3 separate regions of the Homo sapiens genome follow, and all the other regions are linked to region 3. The links are chromatin loops, found by intact Hi-C in ENCODE. Cell type or tissue: PC-9. All regions are shown on one strand.

The links. Peaks named below come from ENCODE experiments on the same cell type or tissue, not always from the same donor. Only the 100,000 strongest peaks of a DNase experiment are listed, where the experiment ranks them.
Region 1: a loop joins it to region 3, with 10 times the contacts of the local background. A loop is called at or near these places in 4 of 110 quality-filtered maps.
Region 2: it touches region 3 in a loop (10-fold over the local background); 4 of 110 quality-filtered maps call a loop at or near these places.

What each region holds. Positions count from the first base shown.
Region 1 is chr22:32,536,759-32,544,758 of GRCh38, forward strand. SYN3 (synapsin III) reads right to left here. Exons shown (of 14, transcript NM_003490.4): 8 at 4,813-4,955; 9 at 1,278-1,352. LOC124905103 (a long non-coding RNA gene) reads left to right here. Exons shown (of 3, transcript XR_007068067.1): 2 at 4,341-5,181. Among named protein-coding and RNA genes, the nearest start is that of SYN3-AS1, 34 kb to the right of the region's middle. In PC-9, no CTCF peak of the experiment used is centred here; a DNase peak (open chromatin) is centred at 3,133; H3K27ac peaks cover 2,533 bases.
Region 2 is chr22:32,692,588-32,700,587 of GRCh38, forward strand. All of the region lies in intron 6 of SYN3 (synapsin III), which reads right to left. Among named protein-coding and RNA genes, the nearest start is that of TIMP3, 110 kb to the right of the region's middle. In PC-9, no CTCF peak of the experiment used is centred here; DNase peaks (open chromatin) are centred at 724, 3,074, 7,284 and 7,834; H3K4me3 peaks cover 391 bases; H3K27ac peaks cover 6,445 bases.
Region 3 is chr22:32,758,017-32,766,016 of GRCh38, forward strand. All of the region lies in intron 6 of SYN3 (synapsin III), which reads right to left. Among named protein-coding and RNA genes, the nearest start is that of TIMP3, 40 kb to the right of the region's middle. RefSeq lists an enhancer at 5,882-6,392. In PC-9, CTCF peaks have their summits at 4,149 and 4,354; DNase peaks (open chromatin) are centred at 3,515 and 6,885; H3K4me3 peaks cover 902 bases; H3K27ac peaks cover 5,276 bases.

The DNA.
Region 1 (8,000 bases), 220 kb before region 3:
AAGAGCCTGCCTGGATGAAGCCAACACACAAAGAAGCTGAACTTGGGTGGGCAGAGGAGGAGCCTTAAGGCCTTACCTGACACTGTATATCTGGAGTCGTCAGTGACATGAGCCAGTAAATCCCCCTTTCTGCGCAAACCAATTTGGTTTGTGTGGTAGCCCTTGCAACCGATACAGAGTTCTTAGAGGGAAGGATTGGATTTTTTCATCCTTTAGCGCTCAGCACAACATGGCCTGCAGTAGGTACTCAATAGGTGTTTACTGAACAGAGCTTTTTGAGTTCACAGCCCATGCTCTGTCCATTGCTATTGTGTGGCTGCTAGCAGAGGTCACAGGGCATGCAGGCAAGAAGGTATGTATGTGGCAGGCCCTGAGACCAGCTGACTTGGCCCTTCGACCCTTCCCCCCCTTTTTTTTTTAAACAGAGTTTTGCTCTTTTTGCCCAGGCTGGAGTTCAATGGCACGATCTCAGCTCACCGCAACCTCCGCCTCCTGGGTTCAAGTGATTCTCCTGCCTCAGCCTCCCGAGTAGCTGGGATTACAGGCACCCACCACCATGCTTGGCTAATTTTGTATCTGTAGTAGAGATGGGGTTTCACCATGTTGGCCAGGCTGGTCTTGAACTCCTGGCCTCAGGTGATCTGCCCGCCTCGGCCTCCCAAAATGCTGGGATTACAGGTGTGAGCCACCGCACCCGGCCGGCACTTCCTTAAGTGGGGCTGGCACACAGTGTCTAAAGGGAGAAAGACCGAAAAACCCTTCAGCCAGAGAGCATCCCTAAAACATGCATGATTCATGGGACGTCAACCTTTCCCTATTCATATTGAGATGGAAGGACGCTTGAGAGAGAAGTGGACTCTCCAATATGCCTGGTCTCCTAATAATGCTTCCTTGCAGCTGTCAGAGCACAGGAGGGACTGGCCAGGGCTTCCTGACCTCTTCCTATAGCAGCTGGTCAGGGCTGGAAAGACCTCGGACTTGGAGTCATGACATCAGGGTTCTACTCTCAGCTCTGTCATCAACTAGCTCTGTGATCCTAGACAAATCACTTCCCCTCTCTGAGTTTTCTTCTCCCATCTGTAAAATGGGGTTATTTTAATACCTGCCCTGTAGGTTGCTGTGGGCAGTGAAGATGATCATGTCTAAAAAAGTGCTCTGTGGATGGTGAGGCACTGGACGGAGGGCGGAGTGGCCTTCTCTTCAGGGCCTTTTGTTGCATTCCCCCTTCAGCTCCTACTATGGCCAGTGCCTCTCCCTACACCTCCTTTGTCTCTTACCTCTCTGTCATGGCCACCTGCTCCAGCATGGCAGAGCCTGTGTTGGCCTTCCAGTTCCCAGAGATGGAGGTTCTCCTGTACCAGAACAAACAACACATTGAGGGAATTAGGGACCCTCGTCACTGATCTGCTTTCCTTCTTTGCTTTGGCTGTTAGGAGGCTCTGATTCAAATAACTGGCTCACGTAATGGCATGTATTCTTACGTACACACCTTGTCTTCAACTATATTTTCCTATGTTTATTTCCCTTCATGCTGTTTGCCTTTTTTATTTGTTGGATCCTAGGTATTGTTTTCTAAGTCATCTTTGAAATTGAAAGATTAAATTAAAAAATGCCTACATCATCTGATGAAATCCCCCAAACTTTGGCCTGTTTTTGAGGAGAATGAGGGCAGTGTGTATAGCCCCTGGTGATTCTGGAATCTTTTGAGGGCCCCAAAATGTTAGAAAAGTGATCCTTAGAGAGAAGTGACTACTTTTCTCTGGTGAAGATTAGGAAGGCCTTCTGGTCTCTGACTGTCTTGCCATCCTTCTCTGTTTCCTTGCCCTTTCTGCTCCAGTAACAACCGACCTCCCTTCCGGTGCTCCACTGCCCATGGCTCTTTCCCAATGTCATGGCCTCTGCAGGTCTTCTTCCCTTTACTCCGTACAGTCTTTGTCTCCATCTTTGCCTCCCTAAGTCCTGCTCATCCTTCAGGTTTCATCTGACATACGACTTCCTGACAGCCCACCTTTACACAGCAAAAATAGACTGCCCGGTACTACGCCCTACACTAATGCTCAGTAATGCTCATCTCCCTTCTGATGACTGCATTAGTGTCCTCTCTTCTCTGATGGAGGAGAATCCTGACGGTAGGGGACATGTTTAACTTCATCCCCTGTATACCCAGTATCCAGTGGGATCCGGCAGGTAGTAGGTGCCCAGTAGGCACCTACTGGGTGAGGAACTGTGTACACTGGGGGAGAATCCAGACAAGCTATCTATCACTAATGATGCATCTGGCCTCGGCAAAGACTGAACGAGTTTAAGCATAGTGGTGGAGGTAAAGCTATTTGTCTTACGGTCAAGGGAAGCTATGTCATTGAGATCAAAGGGTGAACTGGTGAGAGGAATTGACACAAAAATGTATCATTGTAAGAGAAAATTGAAGTAAAAATGCTGAGAATAGATGACCACCAGGAGCCATAAGGCACTGCACCGTAGTTGGCAAGGTTGTTTCCCATGGAGCTACAGGTGAACCATTCTGAGACTGGGCACATACACTGAGATGGAACCAAAAAAGTGGAATAGATGGTGGATGGGGGAGCTGGATTTTTCTCTGTTGGAGTGGGAAGTTATAGATTAGCAATCAGGAAAGGCTAAAATGAACGAAGTGGTACCAGATGAAAGTCAGGGACATCCATAGGACTCTGTTTAGCTTCATAGGGATGTGGATGGGAACATATAGAAAAAATTATGGATATATGTGTATACACGGGTAAGGATACACACATGTACTTCCTTACTGTGTCTGCTAGGACTTAGAAAGAATGACAGCCCAGTAGCGACAAGCACAAAGGCCCGAGTGCAGGGCAAGGAGTGGGCCAGAGAGGGGGTTGAATGGCCGGGGAAATTCTACACTGAAGTCTGACATGAACCCCCTCCTTTGGAGATGGGCCAGCCCAAGGTCCAGGAAACTCGGTAAGTAATGACAAAGTGGAGCTGTCAGGCCAGGGAGGCTCAGCAGAAAAATGCTGCAATGAGGTAATCCTCAAGAAAAAAAAAAACTGGGACAAGGTGTCGTCAATGTCAAGTGGAAGCTCAAACAATGAAGAGAGGAGGGAAATGATATCATGGCTGAAGGCAGGGGCCTCAGGAACGCACTGGAATGGGCCATAACTCAGAGGGGGCAGGGAGGAGGTGATTTTATCACCCCGAGGCCATCTGAGAGCAGTGGCAGGTCTGGCTTGCCTCACAGGAGGAAGAGGTTGATTAGTGGAATAGGGCAGTTACTCCTCAAGAATGAGCTCCATCCCTTTCCTGGGAACACTTCCTTCTAGGGCAACTGCCTGCACCTCCTCCAGTTTCACAAGCAATGACAGGGCTCAGTAGTTGCAACAGAGACGATATAGCCCGTCAAGCCTAAAATTACCACCTGGCCCTCTACAGAAAAAGTTTGCTGACCCTTGGTCTAGGCAATCCAGGTAGTGCTAAAGCAACCACAGGCAATCCATAAATGGGCGTGCATGGCTGTGATCAACAGAACTGTATTTAGAGACAGGTGGCAGCTGGATTCGGCCTGTGGTTGTGGTTTGCCAACCCTAGCTTAAAGCACAAGCTACCCACACAGAAGCCTGCGGATGGAGGGACTTTCCAGCTGTCCAGGGCTAACCCTTGCAGTCCTCAGATATGGAGCCCTGCACACAGTCAGTGCCCCATAAATGCTTGGCAACCAGGCAACGATTGGCCCTCTGGGGTCTCATCATTTCAAGTGGAACTAACAATAACATTCCAGAGTGAAAGATAGAGAGGGCTTGGAGCAAAGACCTCTCCCAAGAACGAGACAGTCTGCCTATTCCAGAAGTCCCCATTCATCCTTATAACCACAGCCCCATGTAATCCGTGCTTTGTTGAACCACCTCTAGGGTGAAGGCGGGCTGCTTTTCTCTGCCTGGCATTCTTTCCTTTTCCTCTAGATTCAGCACCTCTATTTCCACTGGGCAATGGCTCTGCCCACACTGCATGCCTTCTTATAAAGTTTTCTGCTTTTCTCTAATCAATAAAATGCGATCAAAGTTGGACTAATCAGTACTTTTTCCACGGAATCACAATCTTGAGTTAAGCCTTGAAAATGACTAGGGCAGATTCATTTACCAGTAGGGATGCCATGAAAATTGTTTATTATTATTTCTGGCTGCCCACCTTCCTGGGGCTACTCTGTATCTGAATGTTTCTGAAATTGATAATTGAGTTGGGAGATATTTTTGTTTGCTTTTTTAAAGTTTCTGATAACCCATGGTTTTCTAGTAAATTCCCTTTAAAAACCCATTAAGTTAATGAGATGTGGTTTCTGTTGCTTGCAGGCAGAGAAATCTGGTGTAACCTCCTAACTGGTCTTATTGGCTTCAGAGAAACCGTTCTGCACCTCCCAGCCTCATGGTCACCTTTTTATAAACACAGATCAGACCCTTTGCTCAGAAGAGAAGAGAAAAATACTCCAAAACCCTCAGCAAGGTATTCAAAGCCCTCCTTGATTTGTCCCCAAATTTCTCTCTCAAAGACATATATCCTGTGTGTATGTGCAGTTCCCTAGACATGCCAAGCACCTTTCTTGCTCTGGAGGAAACAGCCCTTGCTTGGGTAGACAGATCTCTGCCCAGGGATAAGCAGTGACTGGACATCAGCCCCTCAGCCACACTGGACAGAGAAGAAGGGCAGTAAGGAGACAGGAAGGAGGATAATGATGCACCCTTGGGTGCAGGAGACAGCGGCTGGACATGCACCTCTGGGCTGCCTTCCTCCCACACTCCCCCAGCCCCTGCCCCAGAGACTCACATGTAAGCCTTGTAGTTGGATCCAATTTTCTGGATGCGGATGTCGTACTTGGAGTCGATGAAGGCCTCGGTGGTGGCGTAGGTTTTGGCCATGGCGACCACGCTGGTGATGTCCTGGAAGTCAAGCTGGTTTTCCACTTTGATCTGTGTGGGAGGATGAGGGGGATGAGTGCCACCCACCCCGTGTTCACTGAGCCCACCCTATGCCAGGAACAAGTGCTCTGTCTATAGACACGAATTCCCTTCAGAAGGTCACCTGCTGGCAGGGGAGACAGACACGGGAAGCAAATCATTCCACCACACACCGCACGAGCTGCAGAGAGGAAGGGAGTGATTCTGCTTGGGTGGTCAAGAAAGCTTTACAGAGGAGGTGAGCTCTGAACTGGGTTTGGAAGGATGAACATGTTTCAGATGGATGAGGTAGGTAGTGGGGCCATCCTCCAGAGATGCACGAGGAACCCACAGTGGGGGAAAGGGCAGGTGGCACAGACTCGCTGATGGGGGATGCGGCACGGGCCATGGGGGAACAGACTGTGGAGGGCCACAGTCTCTGGGAAGGAGCTAGGATTTTTAGCCTGAATTTTCTGGAAAGCCACTGGAAGAGGGAGTGGAGTTTAAATAAGGAAATGGTGTAGTTTGCGTTTTAGCAAAATCACTGAAGCAGCTGTGTAGAGGATGGAATGGATGGGTGTGATATGAGACACAGAGGGGCCATTAGGAAGAAGGGAGCGTGCATGTGTGCATGGTGTGTATGTGTAGGGAGCATGCATGCTGGTGAGTGTTGTGGAGTTTGTGGGAGATGTCTGTGTGTGGTGTGTTTGCATATTTGCTGTATGCTATGTGTGGTATGTTCTTTGTGTATTCATATGTGTGTGTGTATAGTGTGTGATATATGTGTGTGTGGTGAGTTTGCTGTGTGTGCTGTGAGTTGTACATGTGGTGTGTAGTATGCGGTGCTTCTGTGTGTGTGTGTAGTGTGTGATATGTGTGTGGTGTGTTTGCTGTGTGTGGTGTGTGTTGTACATGTGGTATATAGTATGCAGTGCTTCTGTTTGTGTGTATGTGTGTGTGTGTGTGTGTGTGTGCGCGCGCACACAGGCACACACTGGAGAGGCCAGCTTTGCTAGGCCAGAGGCTGGGAGAGAAACTCACACTGTTGACTAGACTGAGCCAGGAACACAGAGAGGTGTCCTGGGCTTGGGGAGAGGTCCCAGGAGAGCTTCCAAGGCCAAGCGCAGAGGACGAGGCCAAGGCTCTATGATAGTGATCTTAAGACAGAACAGAGGCTGACTCCCAGCGGCTGTGGACAGCTGGGCCAGCTGCTCCCTCCCACTGGCCACGGGAGCCCTGCTTGTCCAGAAGCGGCTCCCCACTTCCCTGTCACCCTCACCCCGACAGCAGAGGAGTTCTGATGCTGGGTCAGAGACGGGCAGAGCCCTGTGGAGTGGCCGGGCACTAGGCGGTCCACGTGGGGTTGGTCTCGGCCACACCCCATCTCACGTCCTTCCGATCTTCCTCTCAGCCCTTTTCTGCCTGCCCTTTGTGGCTCAGCTTTGCCTTGGCAACTCTGTCCCTCCCACAAGAATGCCCACTCACATTTCCACCAGCGTTGATGCTTATGCAGAGTCTTTACAGCTCTCCGTGGGGCCCAAACAGGATTGTGAGCAGGCAGGCAGGCTGGGCACTGTCGTGGTCACTTAACAGATAAGGAAACTGAGATTTCTTGACTTGCTCAAGGTTATAAAGCAGCTGAGCCCAGAGCTAGGCTTGAAACTCTGGACTCCGAAGGCACAGCTTTTCCTTGAACCATCTCAGGGGTCTGTAAGTAGGTGCCTGCCTGTTCTACCACAACGGACCTAAACAGCAACAGGAGAGAGGCTGGAAAAGCCATCTCTCTTCTTGGCTCTCTGAGTGATGACTCCAGGTCTCAATTTGCAGAGAAAATAAAGGTGACCAGGCAAGAGTTCCCTATTTTCCAGCCCTTTTCAAACTCAGCTACCCCACTTCTTCCTCCCAGCTGCAGTGGCGGTGGTGTGCCTCCTTCCTTTGTTCTGGGCCTTCTAAGCCCTTGGTTTTAGCTGGGTACCTGGCCTCCTCAGCCAGAGATTACTTTGCTCCAGTCTGTCGTGCGGGTAGATGTGCCTGAGTCTCCAAGCTCTGGCCGGTGAAACCTGGGTAGCCGTGATATTAGCAACCTCTGGGTGGTGCCCTGAAGATGAAAATAATCTTCCCCGTCCTTTTTCCTTCTTTGCTCTGGCAGGGAATGTGAACATGATGGTATGAGCAGCAGCCTCCATCTTGGGCCATGAGATGGAAGCTGCATGTTGAGGATGGCTGAGTAGAAAGATGGAAGGACCTGGGTCACTAGCACTGTGAAGCTCCCTTTCTGAGACAGGGTCTCAATATGTTACTCAAGCTGAGTGCTGTGGCATGATCATGGCTCACTGCAGCCTTGACTTCCTGAGCTCAAGCAATTCTCCTGCCTCAGCCGGCCGAGTAGCCGGGACTACAGGCGTGCACCACCATGCCCGGCTAGTTTTTGATTATTTGTAGAGACAGGGCCTCACTATGTTGACCAGGCTGGTCTCAAACTCCTTGGTTCAAGCGATCTTTCCGCCTCGGCCTTCCAAAGTGCTGGGATTACACACTCGAGCCACTGCGCCTGGCCCCTATTATGTGGGTCTTTGTTAAAGCAGCCAAATGACATTTCTGCTCATTATTTTTACTCTCTTGCTTTTCATTGATTCTTTATTCTTTGGATTAACGTGATCAAGGATCCACCATTCTCCTCAACATGTTCCTGCTTTTCAGAACCTCAGTTACGCACCACTGTCTATCTCTACATCTTCATTCCCCACTTGCCCCTCAACCCACTTTCTTTAGGTTTTACTCCCTACCATTCTCCTGAGACTGATTTGGCCAAGGTCCCTTTTAGTCCACTCTTTGGCAAATCCCATAGAATGCCTCTGGTCCTTGCCCTGCGTTGACCCTCTGTAGCACCTGAAATTAGTGAACTTTGGGAAATATGATTTCTGTACCACTGTTTTCCCAGTTCTCACCCTTCTTTCTGGCAACTTCTTCACAGTCTATGTTGCCACCTCTTCTTCCAATGCCCCTTTGATTATCCTGGGGTTTCATCTCAGCCAGTATTCAGGGTCAGGTGGAGAGAATCGGAATTGCCAAAATGAA
Region 2 (8,000 bases), 65 kb before region 3:
TTTCTGTCTCCGCTGCTTCTGCTTTGTCTGCTTGATCTGAACCTCAAAAAATGACAGCCATTCTTTAAAGTTCAGCTCATGTGTCACTCGCTCTTCTGAAGCCTTTTCTAGCTTCCTCAGGCATAATTAGTCATAATTAGTTCCTCTCTCCCATCACTTCCCAAAGCCCTGTCTTTGTAGAGTCTCCATTATGGCATTTTTCATATTATATTATACACACTTGATATTTAAATTACATTTCAAAATACAGGTGTACTACATGTTTTCGGCATAAAGTGAAGAACAGAATCCCTCTCCTCCTCAAATCTTTCCAGCACCATTTCCCAAAGCTAATCACAATTAGCAATATATTTGGAGGGCTCCCAGAAATTTCTATGTATAAATAAGCATACATAAGGACGGCTGGATGTGCAGTAGCCCCCTTATCTGAGGGGGATACATTTCAAGACCACCAGTGGACTCCTGAAACCTCAGATAGTACTGAACCCTATATATATATATACTATGTTTTTCCAATTACATACATACATATGATGAAGTTTAATTTATAAATTAGGCACAGTAAGAGATTAACAGCAAGAACTAATAATAAAATAGAACGATTATAATAATATGTCAGTATCACTACCCTTGTGCTGTGCGGCCATGATGAAGTAAAATCAAGCCCCGTGACACCACCACTGTCGATCTGATAACAGATGGCTGCTAAGTGACTCACAGGCAGGTAGTGTAGAGAGCGTGGGTACAGTGGACAAAGCATGATGCATGTTTTTGGGAGAACAGAGCTGGACAGGACGAGATTTCGTCGTGCTACTCAGAACAATGTGCAACTGAAAATTTATGAATTGTTTATTTCTAGAATTTTTCATTTAATGTTTTTGAACTGAGATTGAGCTCTGGTAACTAAAAACTGGGAAAAGTAAAACCGTAGATAAGGGGAATTACCCTGTATAGGTAGTTGTTTGGCCTAAATCGGGTAATATAATATTATTTTTCTGTAGCTTGTTTTTTTTTTTTTTTTTTTTTTTGAGACTTGCTCTGTCACCCAGGCAGGAGTGCAGTGGCGCAATCTTGGCTCACTGCAATTCCAGCCTCCCGGGTTCAAATGATTCTCCTGCCTCAGCCACCTGAGTAGCTGGAATTACAGGTGTGAGCCACCATGCCCAGCTAATTTTTGTATTTTTAGTAGAGACGGCATCTCACCGTGATGGCCAGGCTGGTCTCGAACTCCTGACCTCAAGTAATCCAGCCTCCCAAAGTGCTGGGATTACAGGCATGAGCCACTGTGCCCGGCCTGTAACTTATACTTTTATTGAACATCTTTATTTTTGTAGAAATGTACATTCTGTTTCCATTAATGTTCTGTTGGATATATTTGGTTGAAATCTGTCATCTTATTTTATTCTCTTTTTTAAAATGAAATGTTTGTTTTCTACTTTTTGTTATATTTTTGAAGTTTCTGTTTTTTCCTTTGTTTTGTTTGTGAGCTATTTATTTATTTATTTATTTATTTTTAATGTTTTCTCTCTTTCTAATGATTTGGAAGGTTTATAGTCTGGTTTTCATTCTTGAACTGGTTACCATTATGCTTTAAATAGCATACTGAAACACCTATTTCTTGATTTACCAATTTTATTCTACATCCACAGACTCTCGACTATGAAAGATGTAGAAACTCGGGCAAGCATACCTTTCCCCATATCCCTTCCCCTGCCACATATAAGCCATTTCTTTTTATTCTCTAGTGGTTTAGGATATTTACCTTCTGTTCTCTAACCAGGAGCCCCTCAGCTGTTTAGCCTTAGTTTGGTATTTAAATGGATACAATGTTTACCATCAATGAATGCTTACTTTCTACAGCTTTTCTATTCCTAAATTGATAATATTGATACAGTTGATCCTGGAACAACACAGGGTTGAACTGTGTTCGTCCACTCATATGTGGATTTTTTCCAATAAAGATAGTTGGCCCTCCATGTCCCTTAGTTCTGCCTCCACAGCTGAAGGCAGTTGAAAAATATGGTATTCTCAGGATATGAAATCGTGTACAGGCAGGACCAACTTTTTGTATCCACGGGTTTCAAGGGGCCAACTGTAGGTGCTAAAGTATGCATGGATTTTGGTATGTGTGGGGATCCTAGAACCAATCCTCTATGGATACTGAGAAATGACTATATATTTTTGGGGGGACTAGATTTCATTATCAAGTTGTCCACCTCCTCTATTGAACTTATGAGTTCCATGCGCTATTTTCTCTGAGTCTGTGCTGGTGAATGTCTTTCAGCTACTTTATACATGAAAGTCAACCAGACTGGCTTTTAAATTTGAAATGTGTTTGTTACAATAGCTTCAGAATTTTGTACCTGTTCCTTTTGGCACTAAAGGATAAAGAGAAGTTGGAGGCCAGCTTTATTTTTCCTTCAGAATTTTGACTGAACATTCTCCGTCAAAGTTCTATGGTATATTAAGACCACTTTTAATTCTGTAGAGGCATTTCTTTAGTTCAGAAAAGTTTTCTTTTATAATATCTTTGAATATGTTTCTGTCTTATTGCTCTGTTCCTTTCTTTAGGAATGTCCAGCATGCATATTCATATTTCCTAAGTATTTTTCATTATTTTATTTCATTGTTTTTATTATTTCTCCTTTTCTTTCATTAAAAAACTCTTACTATGTTACTGACTCTATTATCAACTGAATAAATCCCACATTCTGCTGATGCTAATTTTCTCCTCTGTAATGGCTTTCATTATCATTTTCATTTTTTCATCCCATGTTAGATCTTGTCTGCTTGTTTGTAGTTTTACTTTGGAAACGTCTTGTTGTGTTCTGTTATTTTCTCAGGGATGGAGTCAAGCTGGGGCTACCAGCAGATTCCATTTGAGTTTGGTGTCTCAGAATTTATCAGATATGCTCTTCCCTGGGGACACATTTCCCCCAGGTTTTGAAGCATTCCCATGAGTATGAGGTCAGTGTGGGTCACCAGAAAGCCCCACAGATTCATGGGTCCTCTGACTGGCCATTTAATGTTTATGCATCTCTTCTGCTGACAAGCTGCAAGGCTGACTGCTGCTCCCTTTCTCTTCCACCTCACCTCTAAGACATTTAAGCAATGGAGGTCAGGGTTTGTACTACTGGCTATCCACATAGTGCCTTCCTATCCACAGCCCTGTCTCCCTTGCCCTTTGCCTTATAGAAATGAGTCACTACAGGGAACTTTACTCTTCTATGACTCACCTACCTCTCTTTTCCTTTTTTTTTCTCCAATAAATGATTATTTATTCAGCCTTTAGGGATCTTTTATCTTACTTTCAAGAAAATCTGGTAACATATAGGACTCCTCTTTTTGTCTTCCTCTGATGAAACCCAAACTTCACTGAATGTGGCAGATATGGGTTTTAGCCTGTTTTCTTTAGAGTAATATTAGCTTCTGTAACAACTGAACACACCTCCAAATTGCAATGGTTTAACATGTTATATATTCATTTCTCACTAGTGTAAGGGTCCAGTGCTGATGTTCCTGGTCAGCAGGTAGATGCCATATGGTGAGTCAGAGGACTGGGCTCCTTCTCTTTTGAGGGGTCTTGGAGTACCCTGAATTCTACTAGGGGAAGGGCAAAGAGAGAGAGTAGAGAAGGTGTTCCCATCTCTTGACCATGCTGGCCCAGAAGTGACATAGATCACATCTGTTCACATTCCAGCTTTGAGAACTCATCACATGGCTCAACTAAATGCAAAGGAGTGGCTGAGAAATGTGGTCCCTGCCTGGGCAATTGTTCCTTACCCACTCCTCTCTATTATGGAAAGACAGGAATGAACTGTGGTGAGCAGTTAATCATCTTAGCCCATAGCCATTTTCTAGTTGTATTGAAGATGGAATTTTCTGTTATATTTTCATTCTTTTTGTTGCTTTCAGTGGGTTTCAGAGAAGGGAGTACAGTAAACATCTTTTAACTTGTTTACAAGTATGTCTTTTCCACCCATCTGTGATCTCCTCTAAATGGGGACCATGACTTAACTTGTTTTCTATTTTCCAGCACCCAGCATGATGGCTGACACAGAGCAGATGCTTAATAAATGTTTCTTGGATGAAAAAATGAATGCATTCCTGTCCTGAGTGGGTGAAAACGGCTCTTCCCACCTTCCTTATTCTCAACTTACTCTTCCTATCCCCTCTCTCTCCTCTCTGTAGGAGAAAGGAGGAATTGTCAGGATGGCTCCATTCTTTTTTCTCTGTTTCCCCTTCTTATCATGGTTTGGCTCAAGGCTTGTGTCTCCTGTCTCCAGCATTGATTTACCTCTCCCCAGAATGAAATTTCATTCTAGCTTTGCCTGTGGTGCAGCCTGCTTCCTGCTGCCCAACCGTTTAACAATGTCCTCCTTGCAGCTTGGGGAAAGACACTGGGGAAAGAAAAATCTCTCTCTGTCCACAGAACCATAACTCACTGGTAAGGTAGCCAGCTGCCCTATCACTCCAGCTGGTGTTAAAAGTCATGGACATTAAGTGGGACTAGGATGTGGATCGAACATGTATGAAGGAGCCTGCCCAAGAGGAGACCCTCTCCTGCTTTAAATGCCCTGATCTAAGTGGGCCACTCTATTAAAATCCACCTACAGTGGCAAGTTACTTTTCTAAAATAGAGAGTCCTCAGGAGGAAACATCAACAGAAATGGAGTAGAATGAAGGAGCTCAGAGCATGATCACTGGAATCCAACAGACTTGTGTTTAAATCCTGCTCTGCCATTTACTGGCTGTATGACTTTGGACACATTATGTAAGCAATTTGAGCTTCAGTTTCTTCATTCATAACACTGAGATAATTATATCTATCCTGTTGGGTTGTTATGAGGATGAACTGAGTTCAATTCTAGGCATGTAAGAGGCATTCCATATTTTTTGAATGAATAAATGCCAAATGTACATAATGTAATGCCTGGCACGTTGATAAGCAATCCATATAAGATGGTTGTATCAGTAATGATAGGCTAGGTTGGCTAGGTTTACAAAAGTACCAAATTCCCCAAATCCCATGTCTTAAAACAAAGAAAGTCTATTCTTGATGATGCAATATGTTCACTGAGGGTCAGCTGGGGACTCTGCTTCAAGTCATCCTGAGGCTGATAGAACAGCCACCACCTGGAATGCTATCAGTCACTGTGCATTCACATTCACAGGCAACGTATATTTTTCTAGTTCTTGATTCCGAGTCTGGTCACTTGACTGACTCTGGCCAGTGGGATTTGAAGCAAATACAGACTTGAACAAGCACTCACACATTTCTGCTTGAACTTTGATACTCTGCCATCAGCATGAGAGCATGCCTGAGCTAGCCTGCTGGAGCAAGAGAGATGCACGGAGCAGAGCTGAGATGCCCAGTCCCCCGGGCCATTCTAAGTTAGTTGACATCTAGGTGGCCCCCAGCTACGTGAACAAGACCAGGCAAGATCAGAAGAGTCAACCCTAGCTGACCCCAGATTCATGAGCAATAAACACTTATTGTTTGTTGTATGTAGAGGTTTGGGGGTTGTTGGTTAAACACTATTATTGTGGCAATAGATAACTGATACACCCTGCCTTGGCTTCAAGTTCTGAAGTATATAGAACTCTGCACCTCTTCACATTCCTCAGAAAAAATTCACACAGTAGATTCTACTGACAACTTCAAGGTGGGGTCTGAAGGGGTTTGACATCACATATCTGCATGAATCTCTATTGATCATGGTTTTTCTCCCCCGTTTCTTTGGCTGAGATGCTAACCAGAGCTTCTCTATCACTCTTACCTTATCAGAATTGTGTACAAAGTTCTGCCAACTTATATCCACTCTATTCTCTACCTGTTCATCTCCCATAAAATCTCTTACCGTTTCTTTCACAGAACAATTCATCCTTGCCCCAGATGTGGAAGCCCCACATTCCAAACCCAAAAATGTGGCAAAGTGTTTTTTTTGCTGTTGTTGTTGTTTGAAGGACCTACCTCCTTAAAAGCTAGTGTTTTATAAATAATAACTCTTGTTTGTTTTTCTTCATCATTAGAAAGTCTGTAAAGGGCAATGATGGTGGATTATTAGTTCTGTTATCCTTAGTACCTAGCAAAGCTCCAGAATCATTTTAGGTAGTTAGTAAATGCAATTGGAAATACACATTGTTATTGAAAGAATTTTAGAGCATCTATATACCCTTAATATCACTCTTTGGTGATTAACTGAGAGCTAACTGTAGGAAGTAAATACTATTTATCTTCTCTGTACTTGAAGAAGATATGGGACATTAATTTCTGCAAGTACTCAGTGGCATGAGATGGAGGAGGGTAGATAATGTGTTCCAGGATGGGGGGGTGACACATCATCTTCATTTTATCTACCCAAGGTTGTGAGGCCCCAGTAGGTCATCCGTGTCCAAAGTTAGAAAGCCAATAAGAGATTGACCGGAGACAAACATCTGGACTTACTCTCCACTGAACCAGACATTCAGCCTTGGCGCTAGACGCTCTGAAACTTGGCCGGGCTTCCCACAGAGCTTGGCCCAGGGTCTCCAGTGGCTCCATTGAGCTTGGCGGAGCACATTGACAGAGTTGGCCCAGAAAGACTCCAGGACAACACCCAAACTCCACAGTGCCCCCACCATGGAGTACTTGTTTTGGGGGGCTTTACGTGATGGAGGGCAGGGTGTGGACAGCCCCTGGCATGTAGGCTGAAGTTGGTTCTGACAACCCAGACCTCCACATGGGCCGTTGGGCTCCCCTGAACCCTGCTGGGCTCAGTTCAGGAGAAATGCTCTTGCCAATGGGCAGGGAGGCTTAGCATTCCACCCCTGCTCTTTTAATCCCCTCTGTGCAGGAATGTTCCACTGCAGAGACAGCAGAGCTTGCAGAGACAGGAGGTGGTGCCAAAAGGGAGAGAGTGGTGGAGAAACAGTTTTGATGAGATTTAGGGTGGTGTGTGTGCAGGGATGGGGGTAGGTGCTGAGTTAGGCTCTACCATGGACTCACTGTGTGACCTTGACCAAGTCACATTGCTCTCGGGGCCCAATTTGTTTACCTTCAAAAGATGAGGATAGACAAAAAAGATACAAGATTCATTTCTGGATAAAGCTGTAAAATTCTAAAAGCTGTTTTACTTGTGAAGTCCAAAGTAAGATTCTGTTTTTCATCTACAGGGCCTCTCCTCTAGAGAGATTTGTATACAAGTGCATTTGTAGGAAACAGGGTGTCTGTCTTAATGGGAATATCAGAGTCTACCTCTCATCTCAGTTCTAGAATTTTAAGCACCTTGAGGCAAGGTCTATGACTCATACCGCCCAGGACATAGAATTCCTCTGAATGTAATAAATAGAAGAGCACTTTGAGGTCATCGAATCCAATCTTCTTAGTTTTAGATGGGGGATAATGGGACCAGAGAAGGGAAGTTGTTCTCTCAATATTATACAATGAATCTCAGGCCCGGAACTCAGGTTCTCTGCTCCTAGAACAAAGCTTGTTCCAACAATCGAAAATTTCTGCCTGAAATTTTGTATACGGTCTCTGAATTCCAAGGCTTTCAGATGCTTCCTCTTTTTAAAATAGGCTTGACTCCTCCCTCCTTTGGGCAACTTTCAGGTTAACTCAGGGATTGACTATGGAGACTATAAGAGTCTTAAGCTCATGTGAAGTCTGTGAAATTCCACAGGCTTAAAGTATCCCTTGGGAATCTGAGAGATTTTGCCCAAGTAGCCCAAGCCTTGGACAGCAGCCTCCCTGGAAGGGATGTGGCTCCTGCATTATCTGGTCCCAACTCCAGCTCCAGGATAGGATCTCTGAGCTGACATAATACGGCCCTATTGTAAACAAGGGAGGGTCATGACCCTCCACAAATGACTAACATGCTAATTTGAAAAGTCTGCCTGGACTAGAAAAACAAACAAGAACAATGAAATTTAAGGCAACATTTTAGACAACCAGGAGGCAAGGGGAAACTCAGAAACATGAAAAAAGGAGTCCCCAACAGCTATTGTCCCTTTCATAA
Region 3 (8,000 bases):
TTTGGTTAAAAAACATGTTTGTGCATTTATACACTTGTACTAAGAAAATATTTTCATTTTATTTCCTTTTCCTTTATCATGCCACATAAGATTTATTGACTTCATATCAGCATTTAAATATTGTTAACTTTATGTAATAGTATTTAGGTTGGGGATTGGTTTGTTTCCGGTTGTACCAAGGATAGTTGTATTATGTTAGGCATAATTATGACCTTATTATTGTCTTTATTTGAAGATTATGTATGATCTGAGGAGATGTGTATGGGTTCAAGTTAACAAGGGGTGGACTTGTGATGGTTAATACTAAGTGTCAACTTGATTGAAGGATGCAAAATATTGATCCTGCGTGTGTCTGTGAGGGTGTTGCCAAAGGAGATTAACATTTGAGTCACTGGGCTGGGGAAGACAGACCCACCCTTAATCTGGTGGGCACAATCTAATCATCTGCCAGTGAATATAAAGCAGGCAGAAAAATGTGAAAAGACAAGACTGGCCTAGCCTCCCAGCCTACATCTTTCTCCCGTGCTGGATGCTTCCTGCCCTCAAACGTCGGACTCTAAGTTCTTCAGTTTTGAGCCTCAGACTGGCTCTCCTTGCTCCTCAAGCTTGCAGACAGCCCCTATTGTGGGACCTTGTGATTGTGTAAGTTAATACTTACTAAACTCATATATATATATATATATATGTCTTATTAGTTCTGTCCCTCTTGGGAACCCTGACTAACACACTGCCTAAATACTTTGTGTTTGAATTTAATATGGAATTAGGTTCTAGGCTCAGATAATTATAAATGACTTTTCACCTATATGGTGTCTGGTAGGACCAAATCCAACAGTCCTGTGGGTAGCAGGACAGCTGTTGGCTGTGCAGAGTATCCTGTATGCATTCCCAGTCCCCCTGACTATCTGCCCATAGTGCCCATTGCTTGTGATGATAACCAAAAGTCTTCCCACAAGTTTCCAAACTGCATTTCAAGGGAGGGTCCTGTCCCCATGGAGGACCATTAACCACATCATTAAGATTTACTCATAAGATTATATCCCAACCTCTCAATATCTCTCTAAGTTCTTTAAGCCCTGTATTCAGTTGTGGTCGCCAGATGGAAGAGACAGAAGCAAGAGGAGGTGGAAGGAGCCCCAGAATTAGACAGGGAATCCAGCTTGCCTTTCCACTGCTGCATTCCCAGGCCTAGCCAGCACACATGAGGTGTTCAACAAATATTCATGACATGAAATTATTAGCCGTGTAGGCTTGGGGAAATTATTTAATCTTCCGGAACTGTCAATTCCCTCTTGGTAAATGGATGGTCACACCATGGGGCTCTTGAAAGGACCAAATATGAGAAAGCCCAGGATATGTACAAGGGGCTCAACGACTATTAGTTGACCATGAAAATCGTGGTCCTGCTACCATCAGGCTGGGATGAAATTCTCAATCATGGCACAGCTAACAGAAGAGTGTTTTCAAATCAGCCTGTGACTAGACTACTTGACATTTTGGAATGTAATTTCTTCCAACCTTGAGATCTGGCAGTTCTGAGACCCTTGTCTTGACAGAGCTGGTGGTGAGGAGAAATGTCCCCATCCACCCTCGACCTGCCTGATTCCTACATTCCTACCACCCCCAGCACTCACCCACCCCCAGCCAGCACCCACGGCACCCCCAGCCAGCACCCACGCACCACCAGCCAGCACCCACCCACCATCAGCCAGCACCCACCCACCCCCAGCCAGCACCCACCCAGCCCCAGTCAGCACCCACGGCACCCCCAGCCAGCACCCACGCACCACCAGCCAGCACCCACCCACCATCAGCCAGCACCCACCCACCACCAGCCAGTACCCACCCACCCCCAGCCAGCACCCACCAACCAGCAGCCAGTACCCACCCACCAGCAGCCAGTACCCACGCACCCGCAGCCAGCACCCACCCACCAGCAGCCAGCACCCACCCACCCCCAGCCAGTACCCACCCACCCCCAGCCAGCACCCACCCACCAGCAGCCAGTACCCACCCACCCCCAGCCAGCACCCACCCACCAGCAGCCAGTACCCACCCACCACCAGCCAGCACCCACGTGCCCCCAGCCAGCGCCCACCCACCAGCAGCCAGCACCCATGCATCCGCAGCCAGCACCCACTCACCCCCCAGCCAGCACCCACGTACCCCCCAGCCAGCACCCACCCGCCCCCAGCCAACAGCCACGCACCAACAGCCAGCACCCATGCAGGCCTGCGGCCCTTCCTTGATTGAGTCTAAAGGAAGGTCTCCCTCCATTCTGCTCCTGCCCTGCCCTTCGGTTGAAGGAGAGGAGAAGCAAACAATTACTGAGCACCTCCTGCATGCTTGGAGCTTTATTCTTCCCCAAGTTATGCTGCTAAATCTCGTTCTCGAAGTGGGATGAAGGGGAGTGACATCCCACACATGAGGAAACGGGGCTCAGAGATGGTAAGTAATGTCATGTGCCCAGGGTCTCAGAGTGGGCATGAGGTGGACATTCCTTTTGGAGTGGTCTTCCCTTCCACCACAGTCAGGGGAGGTTGACAGAAGGCACATGCAGGGCCCCCCGTGGGCAGAGCTCACATCACACCAGCCTCCCACCGTCTACCCTAGCCCACACCCACAGTGCCCAGGCTTCTGAAATTCACCAGGCTCTGAGGGTGGGGCTCCTCTGTCCTTCCCCACTGGTTCAGAGGGGCGGTGTAAAGACAGACAGGGAGAGAAGATGAGGAAAATGTCAGCAGGCCTCAAATGCCAGGGGTACTGGGAGTGAGTTGGAACCAGAGCAATGGATAGATTTTTAGCAGGACCAAAGAGAAACTTTGAGTATATTTGAGAGTGAGATGCTTTAGAAGACTATGATGGGCCAGGACACTTCACACTGCCCAGGCAGCTGGTCCAGGGTCAAGGAAACACTGGCGTCATAGATATTGTAAGGGGTTCCTGTCTTACAATGTTCCTCTCAACCTCCCATTTCCAGTCTGTTCCCTCTAGCAGGGGGAGCTCCCGGGGTACACGGTGTCCCAGCCAGCTCTTCAATCTAGAGGACAGCAGCTGCTGCCAGCCTCTGAGGGCTGGGAGGTGGAGAGTTGAAGCCCACTGGGTCATCTGCTGGTCAAATGCTGCAGGGGGCAATGCATCTTCAGTTCTAGTGTTAACCTTGCTGCAAAGGTGCTGTGTGACCCAGTGCCGGTTACTGTTGCTTTCCTGGCCTCAGTTTCCATATTGCCAAGTTGAGGGGATTGGACTAGTTGATTACCAAAAGCTCTCTTTCCTTTGGTTTTTATGAGGAGCAGGAGCCCAGGGAAGAAATGGGACATGAGAGAGAGGCAAGGGGTGGCCGATAGAAGCCATGCGCGTGAGTCACGAGAAGGGGTGTGAGATCCCAAAAGGAAGCTGAGCAAATTTGCAGAATGTCAACACCCCAGGGCAGGTCACTCCTAGCCCTTCACTGACCCTGGAAGGGAGTGGGGGGACAACAGCAAGGTCAGGCTTCCCAGAGGCCATGGGATTTAGCCAGCTTGCTCCTGAGGGCTGGCAGCCCAGTTTTGAGCACCTCTTGAAGGCAGTGGGGCAGGTGCTTCTGGTGGGGGTGCCTCTGAAACCCCAGAATGCAGTATAGTCCCAGAGAGGTCAGGTCCTGCAGATTTCTTTGGTGATAACAGCTGCTTTGTTTTGCGGGGAGGCCACAAAATTCCTTTTAAAGCAAGATTTCCTTCCTCCATTTATTTATTTACTTTTCACCCAGTGATTCAGCGAAACAACCTCAAAACCAGTCTCCAATGGGAGGCAGGAAGAACCAAACCCTCAAACATTAGTGTCTCTGTGAGGTTTTGCCTGGTGGAATTTTCCTTAAAATAACTGCACCCGGAGATTGTCGGATACGGGATGGGGAAGGGGAAGACCTGAAAACGGGGTCCTGCGGGGCTTGTGAATGACTCAGATGCTGGAGTGAGGAGTCTCAGGAGTCTGCCCTGAGTGCCACCTGTCCTTAGCGAGGGCTTGGGTGGGTGATGGCATCGGTTTTCTCATTTCACAGACTCCAGAGGGTGCCATCTTCCTGAAGACAGAACGAGCCAGTAGTTTGAACCCTAAGTGCAAGAGAAGGGACTCAAGGCAGCACGTTTATAGCAGTGGGGTAGGATTTTAGCGCCATCTTGCTCCCTGTCCATACATCCTTCCTCAGGGTTAAAGCAGTGGGCTGGGACTGGCATCCTCTTGCTCCTGTCCATGCGTCCTTCCCCAGGGTTATAGCAGTGGGCTGGGACTGGCACCCTCTTCTCCCCGTCCATACATCCTTCCTCAGGGTTATAGCGGTGGGCTGGGACTGGCACCCTCTTGCTCCCTGTCCATACGTCTTTCCCCTAATTCCTAATGCAATGGCTTTAGTTTCTTTAACTCAGTGGGAACAACAAACAAACAGAAAATGTCTTTCTCTTTGTTATAACACATCTGAATTGGAAAAGGACCAACAAGATAAAAGGTTGTGGTGGAAATGGTGCCAGATTAGAAATTAATTCAGGATACCTGGGATCTATTTCAGCTTTGGTGTATTAAGCCATGAGACCTTGGGGAGGTCACTTCCTAAAGGGCATAAAGATGGCCAGGGTCGCGAAACCCAGTGTCTGCAACCAGGAAGTCAGGTGATATAGAAGAACAGGTCTGCTGATGGACAGAGCGAGGTGGGGCGGGCGCCCTTGCATGAAAGTCACATGGACTTGGGGGCACGCCCTGGTTCCCACTTATTGATAGGATGATCTGGGGCAAGTCAACTCCTTCTTTCTGAGCCTCAGCTTCCCCATTTGTAAGGTAAGGAAAATAGTAATCATCTCAAAGGGCTGTTGAGAGAATGCACAGGGAAGAGCTTGGTAAGCCAGAAAGCATGAGTCAAATAGGAGATACTTTCATTACTCTAGACACTTAGGAGCAAGGAATATTAATCACATAGTCCTCAAGGGGACCAAGGCTAAATAACAATAGCTACAATAACAACAATTAGTATCTTATTGAGTGCTTACTATGTGCCAGACACTGTTTTGAATGCTTTGAATGTATGAACTCATTTCATCTTTTTTTTAAAGTGTAACATAACATATACACAGTAAATTAGTAAAGTGATCTATTTTTTGTTGTTGTTGTTTTTTTTTTGAGATGGAGTCTCACTCTGTCGCCCAGGCTGGAGTGCAGTGGCACTATCTCAGCTCACTGCAAGCTCCGCCTCCCGGGTTCACGCCATTCTCCTGCCTCAGCTTCTCGAGTAGCTGGGATTACAAGCGCCTGCCACCACGCCTGGCTAATTTTTTTTTTGCATTATTTAGTAGAGATGGGGTTTTACCATGTTAGCCAGGATGGTCTTGATCTCCTGACCTCATGATCCGCCTGCCTTGGCCTCCCAAAGTGCTGGGATTACAGGCGTGAGCCACCACGCCTGGCCAAGTGCTCTAATCTTAAGAGTACTTCTTGATGAAGTTTTACATTGGTACATATCATATGAGCTCATTTAGTCTTCAAGGCAACCCTACACTGTTTATTTCCATTTTACAGATGTGAAAACCGAGGCAGAGCCAGGACTCAAATCCAGACAGTCTGCATGCTGGTAGCCATGCAGTACTGCCCGGGCAATCCAGTATATCGAGATGGAGAGTGTCTGGAGTGACTGGGAGTCTGACAGGTGAAGCCAATGGAGGATTCTGCCTTAGTAGGAAACTTTTTTTCTGTTTGTTTTTGTTTTGTTTTTTCACTTCCCCAGGTGAGGAAAGGCCAGGATCCCAAGCTCAGGGAAGAAAGTAGATGAAGCTGAAAGGAAAGGGGAAGGAGATCAGGGTATGGAAAAGCAGGCTGAGATAGTAGGGGGAGGATTTGAGGGAAGCGGACAATTGCTGCTGATGACTGATGCCTCCAAAATTTGGTGTAGAAGCCCCCCCCCCCTTTTTTTTTTTGAGACTGAGTCTCACTCTGTCGCTCAGGCTGGAGTGCAATGGCGCAATCTCGGCTCACTGCAACCTCTGCCTCCCGGATTCAAGTGATTCTCCTGCCTCAGCCTCCCGACTAGCTGGGATTACAGGCATCCACCACCACACCCAGCTAATTTTTGTATATACTTTTTAGTAGAGACGGGGTTTCTCCAGGTTGGCCAGGCTGGTCTCGAACTCCAGACCTCAGGTGATCCACCCGCCTCGGCCTCCCAAAGTGCTGAGATTACAGGTGTGAGCCACTGTGCCTGGCGAAGACCCCATTTTTAATCAGCTTTCTTAAGGAACTGGCAGACAGAGGATCAAGCACAGAAACAAAATGTCCCCGTTTTCTGTAACTGCTCACCACTCCCAGGCTGGGGCCCACTCATTTCCCCATGGATGTCACCCCCAACCCCCAACTTCACCCTTTGTAGAGAAGCCGGCAAAGACTGCGTTGAGAAAGCAAGTTTGGAAGAGAATGACCCAACAGCCTCACTGCTGCGGGTGCTGGAGGAACCAGTGGGCTGCTTTCGGATCACGAGAAATGGATCAGAAACGCAGCAGAAGGCAGCCTCGTGGCCTGGAAGAACACTGGGCTGGAAGGCAGGTTCTGGTCTTGGCTGGGGTTCCAGTGTTGGCTCTGGCTGTGGATTTACATAATCTCCCGCTAATATCCCAAACTGGGGGAAGTCACGTGATGTCTCTGACTCTTGGTGCCTCCCCACTATGGAATTAGGGGCATTTAAAACTTACTGCAAATTCTATCTCCTGACTGGAGACCCCAAGGCGTGAATCTGAACTCAGCCCCTTCAGCAGGTTGAAGTTCACATGTGTGAACATTGCAGTGGTGGGGAGCAATGGCAAGCCTCTGCCATCTGTCCTCATTCTGATTCATGGACATTCTTCCTCCCTCATAGTCTCTCTCCTCAAAGCTCTTAAGTAGGTTGTGAAATCATGACTGAGCCGATTGACATCATCTCCTTATTTGGGAGGCAGGAAGTTGTTCCCCACCCCCACCCTCTTGTCCTTCCAGGGCCCCATCCTGCGCCCCCACCCCACCCCACTGTCCAGTTTCCGGCTTCCTGAGGGTCTTTGAGACCTCGCCGTTTGCTGGCCTGGATGACAACTATTTTTCCCTGGTTTGAGAGCGAGAGAGTGTGTGAGTGTGGACTGTGTGCACCAGAGGGCCAGAGAGGCAGTGGTGAGGGTCACTCAGAACAAGCCAGTCCCAAGAAGTTAAAATTAGCTCTGGGAACTGGAATGTCGGGGTCTTCAAGGAGCAGCAGCTGTGAAAAGAAAGTACAAGGCGAGGAAAGAAAATACACCCCATCCCACACCCGCCACAAACCTCGCTCGCCCACTTCATCTGCCCTGGGGTCTCTGCAGCTTCTCACTCCTCCCGGGATATCTCTGGCCAAGTCCTTGAGGCCGATCAGTGGGAATTTCCCCCTGTATGCTGTCATTTTCCTCTCTGGTAACCACAGAACAAGGTGGCTGAGGATTCCTGATAGGACAAGGTTTAATTGAAAAACAGGAAAGTGGAGGACAACTTTGGGGCTGGGGTGGTGACGATAATGAGAAAATGACAGGCGAGAGGGTGACAGTGGAGGAGGGTCGCATAGCAAGGAGGGTTCGCCACAAACGGAAACTACTCCTGGGAGAGCTGGACACGTGAGCGTTAAGAGTTTGGGCATGGCTGGCAGGAGCGGGAGGCCTGGGAAAGGCTAGAGATAGAGAAGGGGAGGAGGAAGGCTGGGGGACTGTGCACCCCTTTGCACAGAGACAAAGATTGGGTGTTCAAAAAAAGATCACACACCACTGAATGCAGGATCTTGTGTTTTTGAATGGTTGGAGCTTATGTGTCAAACTCAGGCTGTGTGGAAGAACCTTAGAGAAGGGCCAGGAGCCAATCTGAGATGGAGAACTTATAGAGAGTAATCCCTTATAAGCTGGGTCTGAGATTCCAGTCCTGTAAACCCAGGGGCCCTCCAAGCACTAGGCTTCCTCTTCCAGCTCTTTGTCCAGATGAGAGAGGCTGGTTTTCAA